3 separate regions of the Homo sapiens genome follow, and all the other regions are linked to region 1. The links are chromatin loops, found by intact Hi-C in ENCODE. Cell type or tissue: PC-9. All regions are shown on one strand. Region 1 holds the start of HOXC8 (homeobox C8). Region 2 has its middle 25 kb from the start of CALCOCO1. Region 3 overlaps LOC105378250 (a long non-coding RNA gene).

Region 1 (8,000 bases):
CTAAGCGAGCACGGGTTCTGCTGGTAGCCTGAGTTGGAGATGCCGGAGGTGCCGTGGTGGAAGAAGTCTTGAACGTGGTGCGAAGCGTGCTGGAAGCCGGGCGCCGAGCCGCCGGGCCCGTACACCAGCGCATGGCTCCTGCCCACGCTCTGAGGGAACCGGCAGTCGTAATAGGCCGGTTCCAGGGACTCGCCGGCTTTGTATTTGGAGAACAGGGGGTTGACGAAGTAGGAGCTCATGCTGGGTACATGAAAACCCGCGGCCCCCTCCCCTCTGGCTCACGAGTACCCCGCCCAGTACCCCCGAAACTCCCCTCCCCCCGGGACCGAACCCCAGGCCAGCTGGCTCCCCGGGACTGGGCTGGGCTGGTGGGCTGGGGGCTGGGCAGGTTGGGGGGCGCCTCGGTGCTGAGCTCGGCCGGATCAGCAGAGCTCCCGGGGCTGGGGCGCGGGCGGCGGCGGCGGCGGGCGGCGAGCGGGCGGCGGCGGCGGCGGCGGCGCTCCTCACTGTCGGTAGGTAGAGCTCGCGCTCTCTCACTTAGCTCTTTCCTCTAACAGCCCAGGCGAATTCCTCAGACTCCCGGCGGTGGCGGCGCTTACACGCGATTCGCGTTCATCAATCCACGACATGAAGACAGGCGAGAGAGAGAGAGAGAGAGAGAGAGAGAGAGAGAGAGAGAGAGAGAGAGAGAGAGAGATGGCGGGGGTTGAGGGGTACAGGGCTGGGGGGACCTGGAGGAAGGGGAGGGGAGGAGAGGGGGAGGGATGGGGGTGTGTGGTGTGTGTAGGGGGGTGGTGAGCCAGCCCCAGCTAATGGCTGGGGCCAGTTTTCCAGGGTACGAATTTAGATGTGAAGGTGCCTCTCGCCCCCAGCCTCGCTTCTCTTTTCCTTCTTCTCAGAGAGAGAGAGATACCTGAGCCAGCAGGTCAACCCAGGTTACCTCAACAGGTATAAGACCTCCAAGGGGATGAATACCTGCAAGCCAGAGCAGGGCCCCTAACCCAAAAGATGGGCTTCCTAGGGGGTCCCTAAGTCTGGAGACTTTGAGGAGGAACAAGCACACCATACTCCCAAATACTTCAGGCATCAGACCCTCCATCCCCTGGCCCCTCCCCAGGGTCCGAAGCTGTTCTGTCTTCTTCCTTAGATCCAGGAGACTCTCTTGCTACCTGCTATGGGTAGAGGAGAGGGTCAGAGGAGGTGGGGCTGGGGAAAACTCCATATACCCAGTCAGGGCCACACTGCCCCTTCAGACACGAGCCCCTGCATGGAGCAGGAAACCCAGGCAATGGCCACAAGCTTGGCTAGGGGCTCTGAGAGCAAAGCTGCTTATGGAGACTAAAAGGAAAGGGCAGCTGTGTGTCCCTGGTTTCTAGCTGGGCTGATTCAGGACATTTCTTCTTAGGAGACTATTTGCATCTGAGTTGGAGGGGACTGGAGCAGGCCTCTTACTTGTCCCCACATACCCCCATGCCATAGGAAATGCCAGCTCAGCCTGGTGGGGCCCCTGGCTTCACTGCAGCTCCCTCTTCCCCAGGCAGGCTGCCCAGGCCAGGATGTGGATGGGAACTATCAACAGACACTCTTTAAATATTTATCCACACTTTCTCTGGAGGGTTCCCCCATCCCCAAGACTGAATACGTTCAAGTTAATTCTAATGGATTAAAGAACCTTAGTCCATCAGCACCCTTCTCTGGCCATAAGTGTGTACAGTGATTTGGGCTTAACACAGACAGAGAGAAAAAGGGAGAAGGTGAGAATACATGCATGCTGTGTGCATATGAATGAAAAAGATGAGTAAGAATTATTTTTCCAGTCCTCTCCCTCACCAGGGTGTGAGGCTGTTACACCCAGGAAATCCTAGAGCACACTCAGGACACACACACACTGTACGTGCTACTTTTCACCCTGAGACACATCAAGTCCATGCTCAGTGTAAACTAGCACACACATGCCTGGAAGCATCCCTGCCACCTCACAGACACTGTACGCACATGTGCACACCCAGGCACACATGCATACATGCCTGACAAACACAGATGCATCTTTAGGTCTTTGCATTATGAAAGCAAAATGCTACCTGTTTTTCTTCCACATCCTGGGGGTTTCAGGGTTGGATGAGGAAGGAGGTGGTTAGGCAACCAGACCTTTTCCTTCCCCATCCGGAGCCCAGCTCTGGAGATGGAAGAAGGAATGGCGGTTCAGGGCAGGATGGTTTAGAGAGAATGAACACCTCCTCCCACCCAACCCAGTCCCCCTATTATCTAAGTAATTGCTGGGGAAATGGCCACTCTCTGTCAAATTCCCAAAGGAGATTCACTGGTGCAGGCAGCAAGAGCTCCCTCCAGGATCCCCTGCATTTGGGGAATCCCACCCCCATCTCAGGAGCTGCCCAAACTCTTAGACACCCAGAACTCTGGCATTGGAGCAGCACGAGGGAAGGGTCAGAAGAGGGCTGTGCCAGGGCTGCAGGCCTCCCTAGGGTCCAGAACAGTAGGGGTCAGGACAGGGCGTCTCTACCCGTACCACAGCTCGCTTCAGCCTTGGCTCCAGCCCTGCCTTTTCTGAGCCTGCTCTTCGGGTGCTGCGATGAACAGAGTGGACTCTGGGCTCCCAGCATCTGGGTCACTGGAGACTGTCATAAATACTTTCTCTTCCCAGCCTGGAAAAAGGAGGCCCAGAGGGCTGGATCCGCTCTGGGGCCTGCGCCTTATCATTTAGGGGGTGGGGTGGGGGGATATTTCGACATTTTATGGTCCAGCGAAAACCCTGCCAGAGAGCTATTCTTCCGGGGCTTTGTGTCTTGGAATGCGACTGTCCCGAGTGTGCCGCCACCGCCGCCTGCCCGGAGAGCCCACCAGTCCCGCAACCCCTGGCCGGACTTGGTTTCCCCTTTTGGGGATCCCTCACCGTTCTTTCATTTGTTTGTTTGCTTTCTTTTACACGTTATCTGGTTTATTTCGCTCCCCGAGCCTGGAAATAAAGGAACCGAAAGCAGCCATCCTCGCCGAGGCCGTCTCTGTCCCTCTCCCCGAGGCCTGCACCGCCCTCATAGGTACCACGGATTTATGTTCGTTTGTCCGGGTCATTCTGCCTTTTTGTGTTAATTACGCGCTGCCTGCTTTGCACTTATCTCCTCCACAAAGCGATTATTTTTAATGCCTGCCCTCCTGAGCCTTCCGAGCCCGCTGCCAGATCGAGGGCCCATCTCCCGCTGCCACTCGCGAATTATTTACACCTCGCAGGTGAGAGGATTGATTTGCTCAGAGCCAGTGGGGCCGGGCCGGCCGAGGCGCGGGGCCTTCTTGCAGCGGCTGCGGGCCGGGCCTCAAATGTCAGTGCGGCCAGGGCGGCCCGGGGCACCGCCGCCTCTAACATTGAGCAACAGCGCCACCTCGCGTCCATTTGGTCCAATGCAGTCCGGCTGGGAAAAAGCTAACAAGAGGTCCCAGGCTTGCCCCAAAGGTGGGAAGTGGGAGGAAGGAACCTCCAGATGGGTGCTCAAGAGAGAGATTCCCTGGGAGTTGCCCCAGGACTGCTGTTCTTTTGTTTTCTAAGTTCTTGAAATAAAACCTTGTGAAAGGTTCCACACTGTTTTCTCTTTTTGTTACCCTCCCTTCTCCAATTAAGAGACTCTAAGCAAAGCAACTGCCGCGATCTCCCCCCATTCAGGCGCATTTCTGGGCTTGGAACATCTCCGCGAACGCGGATGCACGCTCCGAGGCTCCCACGACGGCTTGCCCGCGGCGCGCACCCTAAAGTCCTCCCTCCTCTTACCCTGATGCTGGCCCCGCACCGACTATTCCGCCGCCGCCTGCAGGACTTTGGGGTGGGACTCGGACTTCTCCAGGCTGTTTGACCCCTGGTTTGTAGCCCATCCCTCTCGCGCGCGCGCTCTCCACCTCTCCCTCTCAGCCAGTGAGGTCCTGTTCTCCGTGGGCCATAGACAAAACATTCCTATAATCCGATTTCAAAGGAAAGTGTCCACCTTATTTAAACCATAAAACAATTAAGCCCAGACGTCTAGCCAGCTCCGCGCTGCTGTTTTGTTCGGCCCCATTGAGAACCCAGAACAGGGAGACAAACAGCGCCATAAAAGTGGCATTTCGGGGCTGCGGAAATGTACCTATCCGCTGCCTTCTCAAGTGGAACAATCTTTAGGGTTTTGTGATTCTGACAAAGGAGCAGAGGAGAGGTGGGAGGGGAAGATTAGGGGAAGAGGGCGTTTGCTAGCCCCTCTCTACCCCCAGCTTTCATTTCTTTCCCCAGATGCGTGTTGTGTTGTTAATTCGTAAATGATAGCGAATAAAAAATGATTCCAATCCTGACCTGCAGGCTGGGCTGGGATTGAACAGTGGGCCGGGCCGGGTGGGCCTGTTCTGCATCCCATGCTTTCCTCAGGGTCCTCCAAGCCCGCGGCCCTCCTTCCTGCCCGCAGTAAGGCCGCTCAGGCCGGCTGCAGGAAGCAGGCCGCGCTGATGGACGCTGAGGGGAGGCGACAGGGCCTGGGAGCAGGGGCGGGGTGGAAGCCCGGAAACGCCGCTCTCGGTCTGGGAGAGAAGCCCGCATCCCAGCGCTCCCGACCAGGGGAGAGAGGGGTGTCTTGGCCTCCACTGGGTGGGGAACAGGAGTCAGAGTTCCAGAACAGCAAAATGGCCAAAGAGAGGTGTGAGGAAGGAGAAAAACTATAGGCAAAACACCTTTCAAATGGACCAAGAAAACAATGCTTCTGGAATTGGGGAGGCGGTCTCCTAAGCTCGAAAGAGGAGCTGGTGCTTCAGCGACTGCGAAGTCCCTTGTTGCGACTTGATTGCCCCCCAGTATTATCGAAACAAAATTTTCACCCCTTCCTACCCTCCTCCAGCCACCGACATTGGAGTTTTAATAGAAGGAGAGAGTAGGAGATTCAAATGATGGGGAAGGGGCTGGTCCCTACAAGTGTCTCACCATCCTGTAAGGTGATGCTACGGGGAGCAGCACATGGGCTGGGTCTCTATTTTTTTTCACGGAGTATCTCCCCAAATATTCAGAGCGACACCCTGCACCTTTGGCAGAATGGGCAGCTTGAGATATTAAATGACTATATTTCAAGCAGTCTGATTTTAACAGTTTCCAGATTGGGGGATTTCCGAGAAAGGGGGCGCTGGGCCGAGGCATACCCGGCAGCTTGTGTCTGCTTCTGATTAGCAGATTAAAACTGCTGGTTCTAGGAAGGCGCCCTGGGGTGCAGTACAGCCGATCAGCCCCACCGGACTGTTACACACACATCCCCACATCTTTGCGCTTGGGGTCCCACGGCCACCAGGGAGCACCCCACTCCTGGCTAATCTCTGGCCAGCTTCCTTGGGCCTTGGGCACACCATCCCCCAGAAATGCTGCAGCTGCACAGCGTGACCCAGTCACCCCCAGACAAACATTCAAACTAAACACCAGAGTAGGGGAGACAGAGATTGGGAAGAAAAGAACTAGGAGAAGGGGATCGAGGAGCTGAGACTGCATTGAGAAGTAGAAACTACATCTAATTCTGATTGTATTGGCTTTGCCATCTTTCTCCTTCCCTCCTTCCTTTCCTTTCTTCCTTCTTTTCTTTCCTCTCTCCTTCCATGTCCCATCTCTTCTCTCTCACTGTGTTTTTCTTCTTTTTCTTCCACTGCAGTCCCCAGTGCCTGTCCTGCTCCCTGAGGCCTGCCTGGCCTTCCTCCTAGTCACACGCCCCCTCCCAGCCTTCTTTCCCAGCCATCCCTGGAAGCACCAAAGCACCAATGCCGCCAGGCAAGAATCCAGCCTGGGCCCTCACCCAGCACCCAACTTTCATCTTCACCTATCTCTTCCCTCCAATCTCATGTACTCATAAATTATTACAATTAATTACAGCCAAGGAAAGCCATTCATGCCGTGCCTCTCCCGCGCACTCCATCTAGCCACCAGGAAACTTGTAGGCAGCCAGCCGGGGAAAGCACAAGCTGGGCCTGGGCCTCAGCAGCCTCCACCCCACCCCCAGAGACCCCCCACCCCTCCCTGACTGGAGAGAAGCAGCTGCAGAAGCAGACGTTTGCCCTTCCAAGGTAGAAGGAGCCCATTCTCTGGCTCCAGCCTCCGCTAGATGACCTGAGCACTTGCCTCCTCCACAACAGCAGACTGGGAACCACAGGGAGGAGAAATAACGAGAACTGGATACAGTTGGGTTTCTGGTTAAGTGACTTCAATATATTAACACAGGGCTGTTCTACCATAACAAACAGAAGCACGTTACAGGACGGACGCTGGGGACGAACCCTGGGGATGAGAGGGAACACTATGTACAGCCCAAGGCGCCGGCCTGCACGGGCCCGACCTAGCCCGCGGCATGGTCCCCAGCCCTCACCCCTCAGCTCCTGGGCTGGGAATCATTATCATGTATGTGTGTGTGTCTTTTTTTTTTTTGTACAAAATCTGCACGCAGAGCGCCCCAGGCCCGGGGAGGGATGACCTGGACCAAATACGATACAGGGAAAAAAAAATAGAAATATAGCGATTCAAGTACTGGCTTCTCTGAAGAAAGGAGGAAAAAAATCACATTTGTATGTGTCATTTATTTCGGTTGCGCTGGGGAAAGAGAACGCAGTTTCTCTCCCCGCCTCCTCCTCGCTGGGTAGAACTAACTCTAAAACACCAATATCTCAACACTGAACCCTCCCAAATCGCAAGAGTTTTCTTTTCCCCTTCCTTGTTTTTCTTTTTAAGCTGATTGGCTTTTGTCTATCTTGCTCTTTCCTTTTCTTTTTCGTCTCTCCCCCGCCTGTGTTGGGGTATTTTGTGGGGTTTTTGTTTTTCCCTTGGCTGTGCTGAGGCAGCAGGCTGGGTAGGGTTTAGGACTGCTCCTTGTCGGTTTTCTCTTTATTCATCTTTTTCATCTTCATCCTTCGATTCTGAAACCAGATTTTGACCTGCCGCTCGGTGAGATTGAGAACCCGGGCCACCTCATACCGACGGTCCCTGGTTAAATACATATTGAAGAGAAACTCCTTCTCCAGTTCCAGCGTCTGGTACTTGGTGTAGGGGCAGCGCTTCTTCCTCGTGGAGCGGGCGTGAATCCAGTTGGCCACGGGGTTGCCTGGAGGGCCAAACACAAGCAGGGGTCAGTGGAGCCCCTTTCCAGCCCAGGACTTCTGCTACTCTACCCCTAGACTTAGCCAGGCTCCCCAAATGCAATAACTGAACCTGAATTTGGACACATTTTGCTTTAGGAATTTTCCTCCTTCCTCGTTTTGCATTCTGTCCCCTCCCCAGCTTCCCCCTTTTCAGTTTCCAGCACCTAAAACTGTAGGAAATCCAAAGCTATCAAAGCCCCTCTAGTCTGGTCCTCAGCTTCAAGAGTAGTAATTTGAGAATATCCTCATAAAAAGTCCAAATTCCCAACCGTTTCATAGGCCCATAAACGCTTCTCTCTCTTGTTTTTTATTTTTATAGCAAGGTCTCTCTCCTCCCCACCTCCCTCCTCCTCTGCCCCCTCCCATCCTCCCAGCCCACGACCAAGTCCTGAAATTTTAGCAGTTCTGCTTCCTGACCCTGAGAATCCCTAAACCCCTCACCACCCTCTGCAGCACCATCCTCCCGCTTGGAGTTCAACCCTGCTGAGGCGAATTCTCAGGGTGATGCTGAGACGGGAAAAGTCTTTCTCCTCTCCCCAGAGAGCCGCTGGCCTTGGGGACAGGCTCCCCTATATCTTAGTTTTCCTGTTTGGCCTCCAGTGCCCCCCTCCTGCCAGCCCCAGGACAGGCTCTGCAGGAGCCAAGCCTCCAATTTCAGGTTTATGGGAGTAGCTGAGGGCAGGGAGGGAAGCCTTCAGAGGAGTATAATTAGGCCCTGGCCCCTTATGGGGCTGGAGGAAAAGATTTCCTGCAGCCCCCTCCTGGGACTCCCCCAGACACTTCCTCACACCCAGGGGTCTGCACCCCCTCCCCTGCTGTTTCTCCTTCTTTCCCCTTTTTCTGGCCCTGCAGCTCCCACCTGCCCCCCA
Region 2 (8,000 bases), 300 kb after region 1:
CAAGTGAGACATCATCTCTATTTTTAAAAACAAGGCCAGGTGCAGTGGCTCACACCTATAATCCTAGCACTTTGGGAGGCCGAGGCGGGCAGATCACTTGAGGTCAGGAGTTTGAGACCAGCCTGGCCAACATGGTGAAACCACATCTTTACTAAAAATACAACAATTAGCCGGGTGTGGTGGTGGGCGCCTGTAATCCCAATACTTGGGAGGCTGAGGCAGGAGAATCACTTGAACCTGGGAGGCAGAGGTTGCTGTGAGCCGAGATCATGCCATTGCACTCCAGCCTGGGCAACAGAGTGAGACTATGCCAAAAAAAAAAAAGAGAGAGAAAAAAGCCACAAGGGCTTCTGAACCAAAGTATAAGAAAAATGAAGGGTAGGAACCGAGATGTCTGGGACTGCCCCATCAAAGATTTTGCTGCCTCTGGCTAGCCAGATGTGAGGCACACTCGAAGAAATGTAAAGCTGAACCCTGTGCTGTCCACTAGGGCAGCTGCCAGCTGCACCAGCCACCCTTGAAATGTGGCTAGTCCAAATTGAGATTATATAAATGTAAATTATGTAACAGATATCAAGGAATTAGTATCAACAAAACCTAAAATAGCTCAGTAAGTGTATATTGATTGCAGATTGAAATAATAACATTTTGGATATACGGCTTAAATAAATGTTAGCATTTAATTTCTTTTTTCTGAGACAGAGTCTCGCTCTGTCGCCCAGGCTGGAGTGCAGTGGTGTGATTTCGGCTCACTGCAACCTCCGCCTCCTGGGTTCAAGCAATTCTCCTGCCTCAGCCTCCCGAATAGCTGGAATGATTACAGGGGCCCGCCACCACACCTGGCTGATTTTTTTGTATTTTTAGTAGAGACGGGGTTTCACCATCTTGGCCAGGCTGGTCTCAAACTCCTGACCTCGTGATGCACCCACCTTGGCCTCCCAAAGTGCTGGGATTACAGGCGTGAGCCACCGCGCCCAACCTCACCTGGATCTTTTTACCTTTTTTTTTAATGTGGCTACTAGAAAATTTAAAATTATGTGTTTGATTCATATTACATTTCTACTGCACAGCACTGGTCTAAGCCCTGCCACAGAATAGGACCTCCACAGCCTGGACATGCCCAGACTCCCAAATGTTCTTTAATCACCTCAGACTCACAATATCCTTCCTAGCTGGAAAACAAATGCCTGAAATCTCCAAGACTGCATTTTTGTTGCACCTCTGTGCCCCATACTGCCAGTCCCATAACCCAGGGCCAAAGATTTCAGTCCTCAAGGCCAGCCACAGTGGCTCACACCAGTAATCCCAACACTTTGGGAGTCTGAAGCAGGAGGATCGCTTGAAGCCAGAAGTTTGAGACCAGGCTGGACAACATAGTGAGACCCCCATCCCTATTTATTTTTTAAAAACTGGAATTTTAAAAAAAGATTTCAGTCCTCAATACCCCATCTTCAGGATTCCCCTGTCGTGGTCCTTCGCGCTTTTTCTTTCCCCAAGTCTGTTGATACTCGCATGACAGCAGAGATGTCCTATTCTAACTTACAAAAGTAGATTTTTTTTTTCCTGGCTTGGAGTCCAGAATCTCTCTCCCAACCCTGAATTTAGAAGCCATGTCTTCTCCCTGTTTCTTTCATTTCTCAACTCCCTCTTTGCCTTTCCTCCTTTCTAAAACTATGTAAATCTTTCGAATTATAAGAAACATGGTATTATGGAAATCACCCAGGCTTTATGTCCCTATATAAACTTCATCTATCTTAAGCCCTCTTTGCAAACTGTGGCTAACACCTGCCTGTTATTGAGAAGATTGAATGAGATCAGATGTGTAAAATGCCTTGTACAAAGCCTGGCACATGGTAGGTACTTGGTAATCTTGAGTTTCCCACTTTTCCTCTTACCTCTGCATATTTGGAGAAGTAGGGAAAGAACCAGGAAAGCCCGGTTCATATGTATGGGCTCACAGAACCTCAAAACCAAAAATGCTCTTAGAGATATATTTCCAGTTACTCATTCAGTAAAGAAATTCCCTGGACCACATCTCTCGTTGGTAGTCATCCAACCTCTGCTTAAACATCTCCAGGGGCCATTCATTGGTTCACTTAATAAGAACAAGGCACTGTGGGAGCCACAAAGAAGGGCTGACACAGATCTTGCTGTTAAGGAGCTTATATATTAGCAAAAAGACAATACAGAGAAATAACCGTAATATAAGGTAAAAGCGATATGTGTCAAATGAGATGCCATGACAGAGAACTAACAACCTTGCAAGTTATTTCATGCTCAAAAAAGGGTAGCTCTAATATTAAAATTCCTCCCAAATCTCAGACCTCAGTTTTCCCTTGCATTTCATGGAACATGGAACAAGATCCTTCCATACTAGGTCATGGGTCATCCTTAAGGAGGACCTGCAATAGCCTTAAAACTCCAGGAGGGAGGCAGGGCGCAATGGCTTACACCTGTAATCCCAGCACTTTGGGAGGCCAAGGCAGGTGGGTCACTTGAGGTCAGGAGTTCGAGACCAGCCTAGGCAACATGGTGAAACCCCATCTCTACCACAGATATAAAAATTAGCCAGGCATGGTGGTGCATGTCTGTAGTCCCAGCTACTTAGGAGGCTTGAGGCAGGAGGATCACTTAAAACCTGGAAGGTCGAGGCTGCAGTGAGCCCTGATCATGCCACTGCACTCTAGCCTGAAAGAGACTCTGTCTTAAAACAAACAAAAACAACTCCAGGAGGAGGGTGTGGAAATGGACATGGAACAGGTGTGGAGAGAACTGGGACTGGCTGCAAGATCCTCCAGCCTCTTCTGTACCACCAAATGATTTCTGGGAGTCCCTAAATGACAGCCTCAGCCTCTACCTACTACCAGCAACTCCTGTCCCCCTAGAAAGCCATGCACATCCCTACTCCCAGGATTTATCCTAATGGTTTTGTCTGTGCTTTTCTCTCCCTCTTCTCCCCATCCCTATCACCTTTTCATCATCTTTTATCAGTATCTCTACAATTTTCTTTGTATCTGTCTCCGCTTCAGTCTGTGCCTCTCATCATTTTGATTTTTTGTTTCTATTATTCTTGGAGTCTTTCTGCTTCTATCTCTGACTCTCTTTCTCTTACTCTCACCATCCTTGATTTCTTGATAGGTTTCCATTTTTCTGTCTCTGGCCTCGTTTTCTCCCCAGCTGCCGCAAAGCCATAAACCTAGCTGGCCCTGCAGCAGGCAGCCGCCAATCAGTGGGCTCCAGGAGTTGAGGGGAGGGGGTCAACAGAGAGATGGGGGGATGGAAAAGCTGAGGCACTGTTGCTATAGCAGGGGAGAGACGAGGTGCAGAAAAGAGATGTCCCTCCCAAAAGGCAGACACAGCTACCTCCACAGACAGTGTCTGGACTCCTTTCCTACAGATAGCAAATGACTGGCCCCCACTTACTGTTGTGAGGCAGGGTACCTGGATCCCTCCCCTGTATTACCCAAACCATGATTTCTCCTCTGAAACCCCTGGCCACAGATCACTAGAGATTTGCCTCCTCCTGCATTCTTAGGCCCTCCCAAGATGAGGGAGCTACAGGGCCTTGAGGGTCCGAAGATCCTGAGACAGATGCTTACATGGACGTTGAGACAGGAAAGAATGGTCAAGACAGGTACAGTGGCAGATGCTGAGATGAGTTGGAGGAAGCACTGAGAGGAGGGAGAGTCCTCCCCAGCCAAGGCTGATCCAGAAGCTTGGGTGTTCCAGGCTTCTTAGCTCCCTGGCCATTCCTGAAGCAGAACTGGCTGCCAGAATCCCTGATCTCTGGTCTAGGTTGGGGTTCAGCAGCTTAGGGTGTTACTTACTGGGCTACTACTACCCAGCTTGTCGTAAGAAACCTACTGGCTCTGTGGGGATAGGAGGAGATAGGAGGGAAAGGCGGGGAAGGCAAGGGATTAATGTAAGATTTTAGAAGAACACAGGAAGAGGAACATTTCCATCCTGTTGGGCCAGGAGACAAACCCAGAAAGTGGTAATTCCTGGTGTGCCGGCGACCCCTGCTGGCTGCACACACCACCGCCTGGGAGATGGGAAGGTGTAGCCAGCCTGTGTGAGTCCAAATGCGTGTTGGATGTGACACTGCACACAACAATGACGGTGCCCATGATTACGTGTGGGCACTCCTGGGTGAAGGCAGTAATGTGACTGAACACAGAAGCCCCAAAGGTCAGGTTCAGAACTTCTGGCTCCCCTCTGGGACTCTGGGTGTCTAGGAAGGATCATTGAGCCCAGCATGTCTCCTGACCAGTGTCACATCAGTAGCAGCATAGATCCACTCAGTGAGGCACTGCTGAGGTCAAAGTAAATGTAACCAGTCCAGGTGTAGGGGAAAGAGTGCAGACTTTGGAATTACACTTACCTGGGTTGAAATCTTGATCCTGTGATTACTAACTGTATGACCTAGAGCAAGTTCCTGAACTTCTTTGAGCCCAATTTCCTCATCTGTAAGAGCATAATAATACCTATCTTAGAGGGTTATTGTGAGTGTTTAGCACAGTGCCTAGCAATAATAAGCATTTAATAGATGCTAATTTTCTGCCTCCCTCTTCCTTTATCAACCTCCCACCCTCAAGGTCAGGCAGGGATTTCAAAAGGCAAATAAACTGGGGATAATGTTGACAATGATGATGGTGGTGGTTTATATTTACACCACTCATGCAAATCATTTTAAACATATTTTTAACACACGGCTTTTTTCCTTTTTATTAGCCAAGCACATCATGATCATGTTTTATTGGGATGGAAATATCCTGATGTTATGGCAGGTATCTAGAAAGATGGCCTTATGAAGTGATAACAAGGCATGACAAATCTTTCTTTCTTGTGATACATTTTCATTACTCAGGTTAATCAGGAATTACCCATTAGAACAAGGGTTTAAGATAAGTACATGACAGTCATCTGTGGAGATCAAAATCTCCTGATTTTCCCAATGGGTATCTAATTGTTATTGCTAATGTAGAGGGACAATTAATGCTTAGATTGAACTGGTATTCAAACATTAGAATAACTCAAGGAGATATGACAGGTAGTTAGAAATAGTATATTCTGAAATTTAAAAGAAAACAGATTTCAATTGCACCAAAGAATATTTTAATCCCTGCAGCTGTCCATCGATAGGGGCAGACTGCTTATTAAGAGCTCCATTTTAGCAGGAGTACTGAAGCTGAAGCTGGCTGGCTCCCCAGCAGGCTGACTGTGAAAGAGATTCAGGCTGCAGAGGGAGATTGGATAAGAGGCCTTCTGAGCTTCCTCCACAAACACACTCAAGTGCATGATGAATACTTAGCTCGGTAGAAGTGTCGCTCCAAACGGCATTACTGCCATACCCATAGTAACTGTTTGTCACCATGAGTCGGGGTAAGGGCGTAGTAATAATAACAATGGTGTTCTTTTCCTCTCTGAGATTTTGTTCTCCCAAAAGAGAGGAAAGAGTCCAGAATCATTCCCCCACTAACCATCCCCACGTTTTTCTTGATTTTGTCTGATTCATCTTTGTCTTGGCTTCATAGTATCCATCTTCAAGTATTTTAAAGAAAACCTTACTTAAGGAAAGAGCTTTTTTTATCCTTTAGTTTCCTGCCTATAGGAGGTGGGCAGGCAATGAGGATGGGAAGAGGGAACAAACATTTGCTGAGTTCCTATTAAGTGTAGACTTTGTAATTTTTGCATTTGATTAAGAGAGGTGTGTATGTGCTTTCATGCAAGTAAGTGTATGTATGTATATGTATTCCTGCAAGTGTATGTATATATTGTTTTGTATCTGTGGATGTAAATGTGGATGAATCTGAAGGAATTCTCTGCTGTTCAAGCCTCTCTGAACAAGGGTCTGGGGTCTTGGTGTCTAGCTTAGTACAGGGAAATCTGTATGCAGCTCCTCTGAGGATTTCAATATCTTCTGTGTGTACAGACTACCCGGGAGTTAGTTCTTCTGGCTCCAGGATCTTTGTGCAGGATCCCAGGTTTGTCTGTCCCCATCCTGCACACAAGTGTGTTGACATATCAAGACTCCTCCACCTCCTTGCTTTCCTGTGTGCATCACAGTGTGTGCAGATCCATTTGTCCAACCAGCCCCACGTGAAGCCATGTGTGTCCAGCAGTCCCTCCTCCCAAGGAGGACTCTGTGAAGAGTCCTTGGCACCCTCCCCTCCTGGCCACCCCCACTCCCCACTTTCCATGCCAGGAGAGATCTAATTACACAGAAATTAGTACAGAAAAGGATCGTTTCCTTTTATTGCATCAGTACCGGGGCAGCTATAAATCTGGAGCCACCGCTGCAGCCGCCTCTGGGCACTGTGCAGGCTATGGGGGGCTCTCACCTCCACACCTTCCTTTTCTCCTGGGCCTCTACCCCTGCCCAGGACCTGAGAACTCTATTAGGTACCCATCTCAGTAGGGGAAGTGGAGAAAGGGGAGGGTGGGGTCAATCAAAAGAAGACACATAGTAGATGCTTAATAAATGTTCACTAAATGATTAGGGAGAGGTAGATCCCAGCAATGATAGTAACTACCCGACTACCTAGACCCAATCACCACGAGATAAATATTTCTAGTAAAATTTCTCTCAAAATTCTTAAGCTCTTACCAGACAGACTTCCTCACTTTCTTATGAACCCAGATGAATTATATGGAGCTATTAGTCATCCTGGCTTCTACTTTAGAGACCCTGAACTCCTTCTCAGGCAGCTTCAGGTGATGAAGACAGTCCAGGTTCAGATCTTGATTCTTCTGTTTACCACCTAATTGTCCTTGGGTATCTCCCAACCTGAGCTTTGGTTTCTTCTTCTGTGAAATGGAGGACATGAAACCTACCTCTCAGGTTGTTGTGAGGCATCAATGGGAAAGCACAATTAGTCGGGTGTGGTGGCATGCACCTGTGGATGCAGCTGCTCCAGGGACTGAGGCAGGAGGATTGCTTAAGCCCAGGAGGTCAAGGCTGCAGTGAGCCCTGATCCAGCCTGGGCAACAGAGTGAGACTCTATCTCAAATAAAATAAAATAAAATAAAATAAAATAAAATAAAATAAAATAAAATAAAATAAAATAAAATAAAATAAAATGGGAAAGCAGTAGACCAACAGGAAGGGGGTCCACTAATTTTTATTATCACTCTTAATGTCTTCCTAGCTACCACTTCCACTTCACCACCTTTACTTCTGCCTCCTCTTCCCCATCACCCTTTAACCTAGCCTATATGCCAACCAACCCCCACTCAAATAGGGGGCAATAAGATATGCAGGCAGGCTGTGCCCAACCTGGAATGAATGTTTCTATATGTTAGTGTCTTATCAGAAGACAGAGATGAGGCCAGGTGCGGTGGCTCATGCCTGTAATCCCAGCACTGTGGGAGGTCAAGGTGGGTGGATCACTTGAGGTCGGGAGTTCCAGACCAGCCTGGTCAACATGGTGAAACTCCGTCTCTACTAAAAATACACACATGGTGAAACCCCATCTCTACTAAAAATACACACACACACACACACACACACACACACACACACACATTAGTCGGGCATGGCGGCATGCATCTGTAATCCCAGCTACTCCAGGGGCTGAGGCAGGAGAATCGCTTGAACCTGGGAGACGGAGGTTGCAGTGAGCCGAGATTGCGCCACTGCACTCCAGACTGGGCGACAGAGCGAGACTCCATCTCAAAAAAAAAGAAGGAGGAGGAGGAGAAGAGGAAGAAGAAGAAGGAGAAGAAGAAGAAGATGAGGAGGAGGAGGAGGAAGAAGAAGAAGGAGAAGAAGAAGAAGAAGAAGAAGAAGAAGAAGAAGAAGAAGAAGAAGAAGAAGAAGAAGAAGAAGAAGAAGGAAGAAGAACAAGAACAAGAACAAGAACAAGAAGAACAAGAAGAACAAGAAGAAGAACAAGAAGAAGACAACAGAGATGAGGACAGGGGACTCCAACCATCCTCGGGCATCTGGAGGCAGTGTTTTACACATAGCCAACTGTCTCTAAGCTCATTCCTTGGCAGTA
Region 3 (8,000 bases), 240 kb after region 1:
TGACTAATTTTTCTCAGTAAGCAAACAGGCCAGGTACTCTAGGATTCTGTGTGTTATTTTTCCTTCCATCTGAGGACCACCTTGTTCATCCCCCTGTCTCTACACAGTATGAACACCACCACCACTCGCCCTGGGTAAACAGAAACTCCGTGGCTTCCCTCAGGCCATAGTCCCTCCCTCATATTCCCTTCTCGGTGGTCTCATTAAAGAAGTCTTGGGTTACCCTTTTCAGCCCAAAGATTTATAATAAAAATGAAACTAGGATTTAGGAGAAGGCTGCTCTTCTCTCTCTCTTCAGGTAGAAAAATAATGGACCTACATGGCAGTGAAAGTTTTAGGTCATTCATTCATTCATTCAATAAGTATTAAGCACCTACTATATGCCAGTCGCTGTGCTTGGTGCTAAGAACACAACAGGCAGGGGAAAGACATGTTCCCTGTCTACGTGGCACTGTCTTTAAAAATGTTCTTATCTAATCCAAAAGTGCCAGAAACGCCTAATCTGAATCTAATGATGAAAATAATCCGTCAAATTTAGACCCAGTGACTTTCTACAAAACAACTGACCAGTACTCTTCAAAACTGTGAATGCTATGAACAACAGGCTAAGGAATGATTCCAGATTAAAGGAGAATAAAGAGGCATGATAACAAAATACAGTGCATAAACTTCAATTGGATCAGGGCTAGGGAGAAACATTTCACTATAAAACAAATTATTCAGCTAGCGCAGTGGCTCACACCTGTAATCCTAGCACTTTGTGAGGCCAAGGAGGGCAGATCACTTGAGCCCAGGAGTCTGAGACCAGCCTAGGCAAGATGGTGAAACCCTGCCTCTATAAAAAAAAAAAAAAAATTAGTCTGGCATGGTGGCATGTGCCAGTAGTCCCAGTTGCTTGGGAGGCTGAGGCAGGAGGTTCACCAGAGCCCAGGAGGTAGAGGCTGCAGTGAGCTGTGATCATGCCACTTGCACTCCAGCCTGGGCAATAGAGTGACACCCTGTCTCAAAAAAAAATCAGTGGACAATTAGCAAAATTTGAATAGGCACTGCTTTACATATGTGTGTATATATACACACATATATATATATGAGAGAGAAGGGGAGAGCACACAAATGTGGCAAAATATTAGCAATTTGTCAATCTTGGTGAAAAATGAATGGGTATTAATTACACTATTTTACAACTTTTCTGTAGGTTAATATTTTTCAAATTAAAAGGTTGGGAGGAAAACAAGAATATTCCAACAGTAAAGGTTATGGATTTTTCTTCTCTGAATAATCTTATAAACAAACTTGCCATCATTTTTTTATTGGAAGGAAATCCTATCCAGATGATCTAGCCCTGAATCAAGAACTCTAGATCAGAGAGGTGGGTGGGAAGATAGAACTCCTTTGTCTCTGATTTACAACCAAAATTGTCAGCAAGTAAAAATGCCTGGAATGAAACCACAACCTTGACTCATGTTAGTATGGTTATAAAAAGTACATACTGTTATTGCCATTTTGTGGGACTAACACAAATTAATAAATCAGAGCTCTAGGCTTGAATGCTAAGAAGCATTGGGGAAGATGTGCAGAGGCTGGAGACAGAGCAAAATATCTGTCAAATGGCATGCCAGGGATAGAATTATGTGCAAGAATTAGAGTTACGTGGAAAGAGGGGTGAAAGGAACCAGAATGTGTTGAGCTGCAAGCAAGGTTCATATGCTATTTCATTTAACCCCTATTTACTCCATGACAGAAGTATTATTCTTTGATCTTGAAGATGAAGAGAGGTTAAATAACTTTTTCAAGATCATATAGCCAGTAAAAAGAAGAGTTAGAATTTGAACATGGTTCTTCATGAAGTCAAAGCCCATGTTCTTCCTACTGTGGCACCCAGTCTCCACAAAGAACAAGGAGTCTAAGGGCATGGCTATTAAAAGAGGATTTGAACCAGTTCTTACCCTTATGCCCAGGTCATCCCCTGCCAATGTCTTCTCTTTCCTCCCACATAGACACTGATAGGCCAGAGCTGGAAGCAGAGAAATCATTAAATCTGAAAGTTCCATCTTAACCATTTCCTGCTAAAATTCTAATCCAATCAGGTGCCAAAATTCTCCAGACAATCTTTTTAGATGCCAAGAAAGGAGATTCCAAAGCATCCCTGTAACTATTCCAATAGTTCATAGACACAATTTTACATCTAATTATAATTCCTACTCCCACAACTTTAACCCATTGGCTTTTGCTTGATTTTTAGTGGAAAATACAGGATAAAAGATCTCTAGATGCCAAACATAAGTAACCCCTCTGAGACTTCTTCCATCACACTGTTCTTTCATCATATTCCAAATCTTGTCTACTCACTACCTCATTCTTGAGAGGAAAAAAACCATCTTCAGTGCAGGTTAGGAAGTGCTAGAGAAGGAAATGAAAGCTTGATTTTCACTGGCCAAAGGAAAATGGGGTGGTGGGAAGGGAAGCGGGTATTTTTTTTTTATGGTAGCCCAATGGCAGGAAAATGGTTGCAATTTCCCTGACAATCTACATACCTCCAGATTTGGCCTTCCCAAACCTCAGCAGTCACCTAAGGATTCCAGATGCTACCAGCACACACCGTTAGGAAACATCTGTCACGAAGAACAGCCCCAACTGGGACAAAGGAGAGTAGGAAGGCAGACGGTGCCAGTTTAATGAGGATGGTTTAACAAAACATCTTTTAAGCTTTCTAATTCACTTGGCCATTTGCTCCCCAGACTTGGCTGCCAATCAGAAGCAGACTGTGGGGGGATGCTTGCCAGAGAATGGCAATCCCTGATCCTTAACTCAGGAGAACCCAGTACCAGAAAAATGTCAGCTTGTCAGTCATTCTAAAATATGATTAACCCCATTCCAGAGCTAACAATTCATGGTGATACTGGGGAGAAGGACTTGAGCTACGTGAGGTTGCTCGGTCTGGTTTGGTTGTTCTTGACAGCCAGAGGCCTTACTTAGCAGAATATCAAAAACAGGTATTAGTGTGCCCCATGTCCATGTCTAGCTCTGAGCTCATGACAACTAGAGCATTTCTAATATTTATTAATCATTCATGGAAATAATCATAAAGACCAATGGATATCCGGCATCAACACTGATCTCTTAGCCTTTCTATTTTTAGATTGCCTCGTTCTTTTTTAAGGTTATTAAAGAATATGAACTTGAGATAAGAAATAATGAGTTTTCTCAACATGCTATCAGTATAGGAAAATCCATGAAGAAGATAAATTACTTTTCCATTTCAGTTTCCAAGGGAAGAAAGCCCCAGATATGGCCAAAGACAAGGGGATTGGCAAAGCAGCCTCAAAGCATCCTTATTTTATTCGGGGGCGTTGCATGAAAATTTGGATTAAACCTAAGGAATCTCAGCTGAAATCACTGGTTTCAGATATATATTTTCCAAGGCCTGAATTCAACCTAGCTGACATGCCATTTTTCCCACCAGAACTCTATCTAGTAGATTCCTACAGTTGGCAAAGACTGCATCCCAGCCTCCTGCTATACTCCCTGATCCACCCTCCTGGCCTTTAACGTTGGTAACTCTAAACAATGAGATCCTCACAGATCTCACTCAGATTCACCCCAGCAACCATCAGAGAGTGCTGCCCTTCTTTTTTTTTTTTTTTTTTTTTTTGAGACGGAGTCTCGCTCTGTCGCCCAGGCCGGACTGCGGACTGCAGTGGCGCAATCTCGGCTCACTGCAAGCTCTGCTTCCCGGGTTCACGCCATTCTCCTGCCTCAGCCTCCCGAGTAGCTGGGACTACAGGCGCCCGCCACCGCGCCCGGCTAATTTTTTGTATTTTTAGTAGAGACGGGGTTTCACCTTGTTAGCCAGGATGGTCTCGATCTTCTGACCTCATGATCCACCCGCCTCGGCCTCCCAAAGTGCTGGGATTACAGGCGTGAGCCACCACGCCCGGCCGAGTGCTGCCCTTCTTTAAAGCAGGCTACAGCCCTAAATCACATTCACCATGATTGCTGCATTGCAGCAGATAACTGAAGTGTGAGTGCCCTCTACCCTCCTTCTGGAAAATGACACGTTCTTCAAGGATTGAAAGCAACACACACACACACACACACACACACACACACACACACCCTACACCTTCTCCCTACCAGACCTGCAGTTTTCTGCTCTCTGTTAAATCCAAACTTTTAAGATTGTATTTCCAGATCTTTCTTTTCATTGTTCCCCTAACCGTTACTCTTATTATTAACCTTTTCTGTGGCTCTTTGCTTGAACAGGACCAATCTTTCCCCATATACGAACATCTTGCTATCATCACCTCAACCATCACATGGACAGTCCCTCTCTGCCTAGAACACCCTTTTTCCAAACTGTTCAACAAGACTCTCCTTCAGGAAGCATATCTAACCACACCTACAGATATCTGACCTCTCTGCTATGCCCTCTTTGCCTGCTCTCGTCCCCTCATTACTGTCCAGAGTTCTGTCCATTTGCTCCTAACTTGTTTCCTTGCTGCACTGCCAGTGTCTGTGCCTTGATTATGTGTCCAGCCTTCTCCATCAGACTGACCTCCTCTGCTCCCCGTTCCTTTGGATTGGTTGGCAGTGAATATGGGTCTCTTGCACAGGAGGTTTTAGGACAGAATGGCATAACTCACTGGCCTAGAACTTTGCACTGGGAAGACGCCTGGTTAGAGAAGAGGGTAGCAGTGGTAGATGGTTAGGTGCAGCGAAGTAGCACAGCTCTTGCCTGATGACACTTTCAGCTTGCCTCTTCTTCCCCAGCTGAAGCCTGAGGTATAGAGTTAACTGGCCACAGCCAAGGAAGCACCCCATGATCTACAGCCCAATGTGGTGACAACAGAGATAATGAAACAAGAATGCAGGTCCAAGTCTCTTCCACACCACAAAGTGAAAATGCAAAGGAAGTAACCCAAACTGGCTGGGACTAAGGACGTTATCTGTGACACTATTGGCTCCAGTGTCATCCCCTTGAAGTCCAATGACCAAATTGACAAACAATACAGTTTTATTACTTTCATTGCTTTAGTTAATTGTGAAAATAAGTCACCTAATACTTTGGCTTTAGGCAACCTGGTGTGATACTCAAACTGCAATAAAGAAATCTCAGCTTAGACTGCAGAAAGGAGGGGTGCTCCAATGATCAAATGGTTGAATATTGTTTAGAATAGGACTTTCATTTGTTTTGGGAGGATGGGGAAGTGTCCATGAAGTACTTTTATATTGTAAGCTCCTAGGAAAGAGAATTTTCTCTGTTTACTACCATTTGTCCTGTACTGTCTATAAATAAGTTCACAGATGCATTCTGTTTAGTTTGGATTGGGTCTACAGTGAGAAATTGGATGACCTCTATATGGTTTGATGTTTCCCTCAAGTGAATACCACTGAAAGTTTCTAAGTGACAAAGGCTGGATTCAAACTACTGAAAATCAGATTTCAACTAAGTGTAAGTGAATACAAAGACAAATTCCAAATTAGAAAATTCAAGCACCAAAATGATTCCTTTTGCAAAGGAATTCGAGCAAAAGCAATGTCTTTTTTCCCTAAATTATTACCACCACAACGACCACCAAATCACCACACACTCACACACAATGCAAGACAAATGGTGGCAAATAAAGAATTCCCCTCTTTGGGAGCTTACATTTAAGAGATTTTGTGGCTACTTCCCCACTCCTCAAAATAAGTAAAAGATATGTAAACCATGGACTGAAACGTATAATCCTCAATCAGAAATACACAGAAAAGTGTTTATATCAGAGGCAAGGGCATGCCAAGATCCCAGATGACATCATAGTTGACAGAAGATATGAGTGGGAAGGGCTTCATTTTCCAGTGTTGGCAAGATTAGGGAGTATCTTCCCTGCACCTCAGGTCAGTCTGAGAAACCTTCGTGGAAGAGGGGGTAATTGCTCCATATGGGGATTTGGTTTCCCTGGGAAACATCAGTTCAGTCTACATCTTCATGGTGGTGAGAAGCTTTGCTATGAGCCAATAAATCAAACCTCACTTAGGCCTTCCTTCCATGCCTCCCATCAAAAACAAAAATAAATAAATAAATAAACTCTACATATGCTTTGAACCAGTAAATCCAGTTCGCTTAACTGCACTTATCCAGTTAAATGTTTACTACAGATTCTAATACAAATCTAAATACCAAAATATAATAATAATAATTCTCAGTCTTGGTCTGTGCTGAAAAGGAAAATAGAAAGAAACAATTTCAGTACCAATGAATGTGTTACTTCTCCGTAGGGAAAGAGAAGTAAAGCTGAGATGGCTTCCCTAAAAGGTTGGAAAGAAAGCTATGGTAACCAAATCTAGCTCAGACTAAAGAAAATAAATATCCAAGCTTATCTCCCAGGAGTCTTCTGAGAATGACCCCACAAAACTGACTGCTTATCAGGCATCCTCCCACACCTGTGAACTTTCTGTGTCCTGAATTCTGTCTGAATGATACTTGAGAGAATACTTTGTCTCCCTATCTAAAAAAAAAACTCCTTAGGGTAGAAACTGTTTTATGTTCACACACTAAGCTAGAAATTATAATTCTGCAATAAATATTACTAGCTCAACCAAGTATTGAACTTGAAAACTATGACAGCCCCCGAACTGCTCAGGAGACCAAGGGGAAACACAGCCACCTCCTCCAATTCACCTACCTACCCTACCACCCCAGCACTGCAACTCTTAAACCTCATTCTAGCTGGGCAGAGGCCAAATTCCAAGAAAACCCATTCTGATGTAGACCAATCCACTACAGGCCAAATGTACACCAAAATGATGTAGACAAAATCTATCCAGATGTAGACAAAATTCATCTAGATGCAGACCAAAACATTTTTGCTTTCTTCCCTCCGTATTATGCAGTCCCAGCTACATGCAGACACTACACTAGTACCATTGTGCTATGATTTGGGTAAATAATCAGACATCCAAAGCTTCTCCAGAGGCTACGCATACTTCCTATTATCTGGTGTCATTTCGGAATGGTTGTGAATAAGGTGGCTTTTCTGAGTCTCTCTGGGACAACTTCAGAGATGGCAGAGTCAAATCCGGATCTCTTCATTCAAGATTTGACACATTCACAGGTTTAGTTTTAGTCAGAATCCAATTTTGGAAATTCTTAACATTTCTATCACACCAAAAAAGATTATCAACTTGACAAATCAGAAAAGCCTGGGCTTCTGCTTCTAGAGCTCTTCAGAAATTAGATGGGCTACCAGGATGAATCAGAATTAGATTTTCCAAACAGAATCACAACGAGAACTGGGAAAAGCCAGGGAGGGTGTAAAAGATTAGAGATTTAGGCTGGGCACAGTGGCTCAAGCCTGTAATCCAAGCACTTTGGGAGGCCGAGGTGGGCGGATCACGAGGTCAGGAGATCGAGACCATCCTGACTAACCCTGTGAAACCCTATCTCTACCAAAAACACAAAAAATTAGCCAGGTGTGGTGGCACATACCTGTAGTCCCAGCTACTCGGGAGGCTGAGGCAGGAGAATCGCTTGAACCCAGGTGGCGGAGGTTGCAGTGAGCCGAGATCAAGCCCCGGCACTCCAACCTGGGTGACGGAGCAAGACTCCGTCTCAAAAACAAAAAAAAGAAAAAAGATTAAGAGATTTAAAAAGCGATGTGTGGCTGGGTGCGGTGGCTCACGCCTGTAATCCCAGCACTTTGGGAGGCCAAGGTGGGTGGATCACCTGAGGTCAGGAGTTTGAGACCAGCCTGACCAAACATGGTGAAACCCCATCTCTAAGAAAAATATAAAAATTAGCTGGGCGTGTTGGTGGGTGCCTGTAATCTCAGCTACTTGGGAGGCTGAGACAAGAGAATCGCTTGAACCCAGGAGGCCAAGGTTGCAGTGAGCCAAGATCATGCCATTGTGCTCCAGCCTGGGCAACAGAGCGAGACTCCCCCTCAAAAAATAAAAAAAGTGATGTGATACATTGAACAGCAAAAATCAGTTACTTTTCTCCCTTCCTCCCCTTTGAT

Evidence for each region. Peaks named below come from ENCODE experiments on the same cell type or tissue, not always from the same donor. Only the 100,000 strongest peaks of a DNase experiment are listed, where the experiment ranks them.
Region 2: it touches region 1 in a loop (5-fold over the local background); 3 of 110 quality-filtered maps call a loop at or near these places.
Region 3: a loop joins it to region 1, with 10 times the contacts of the local background. A loop is called at or near these places in 2 of 110 quality-filtered maps.

The regions. Positions count from the first base shown.
Region 1 is chr12:54,001,524-54,009,523 of GRCh38, reverse strand. HOXC9 (homeobox C9) reads right to left here. Exons shown (of 2, transcript NM_006897.3): 2 at 6,187-7,094. The coding sequence ends at 6,850. HOXC8 (homeobox C8) reads right to left here and starts at 539. Exons shown (of 2, transcript NM_022658.4): 1 at 1-539. The coding sequence starts at 239. RefSeq lists an enhancer at 3,053-3,132 and a silencer at 3,363-3,432. In PC-9, CTCF peaks have their summits at 3,191 and 3,396 (motif pointing left); a DNase peak (open chromatin) is centred at 3,403.
Region 2 is chr12:53,697,986-53,705,985 of GRCh38, reverse strand. No RefSeq gene overlaps it. Among named protein-coding and RNA genes, the nearest start is that of CALCOCO1, 25 kb to the left of the region's middle. RefSeq lists an enhancer at 3,907-4,201. In PC-9, CTCF peaks have their summits at 3,809 and 4,009 (motif pointing left); no DNase peak of the experiment used is centred here; H3K27me3 peaks cover 1,713 bases.
Region 3 is chr12:53,763,911-53,771,910 of GRCh38, reverse strand. All of the region lies in intron 1 of LOC105378250 (a long non-coding RNA gene), which reads right to left. Among named protein-coding and RNA genes, the nearest start is that of CISTR, 16 kb to the right of the region's middle. In PC-9, a CTCF peak has its summit at 3,995; DNase peaks (open chromatin) are centred at 1,430 and 4,030; H3K27ac peaks cover 2,273 bases.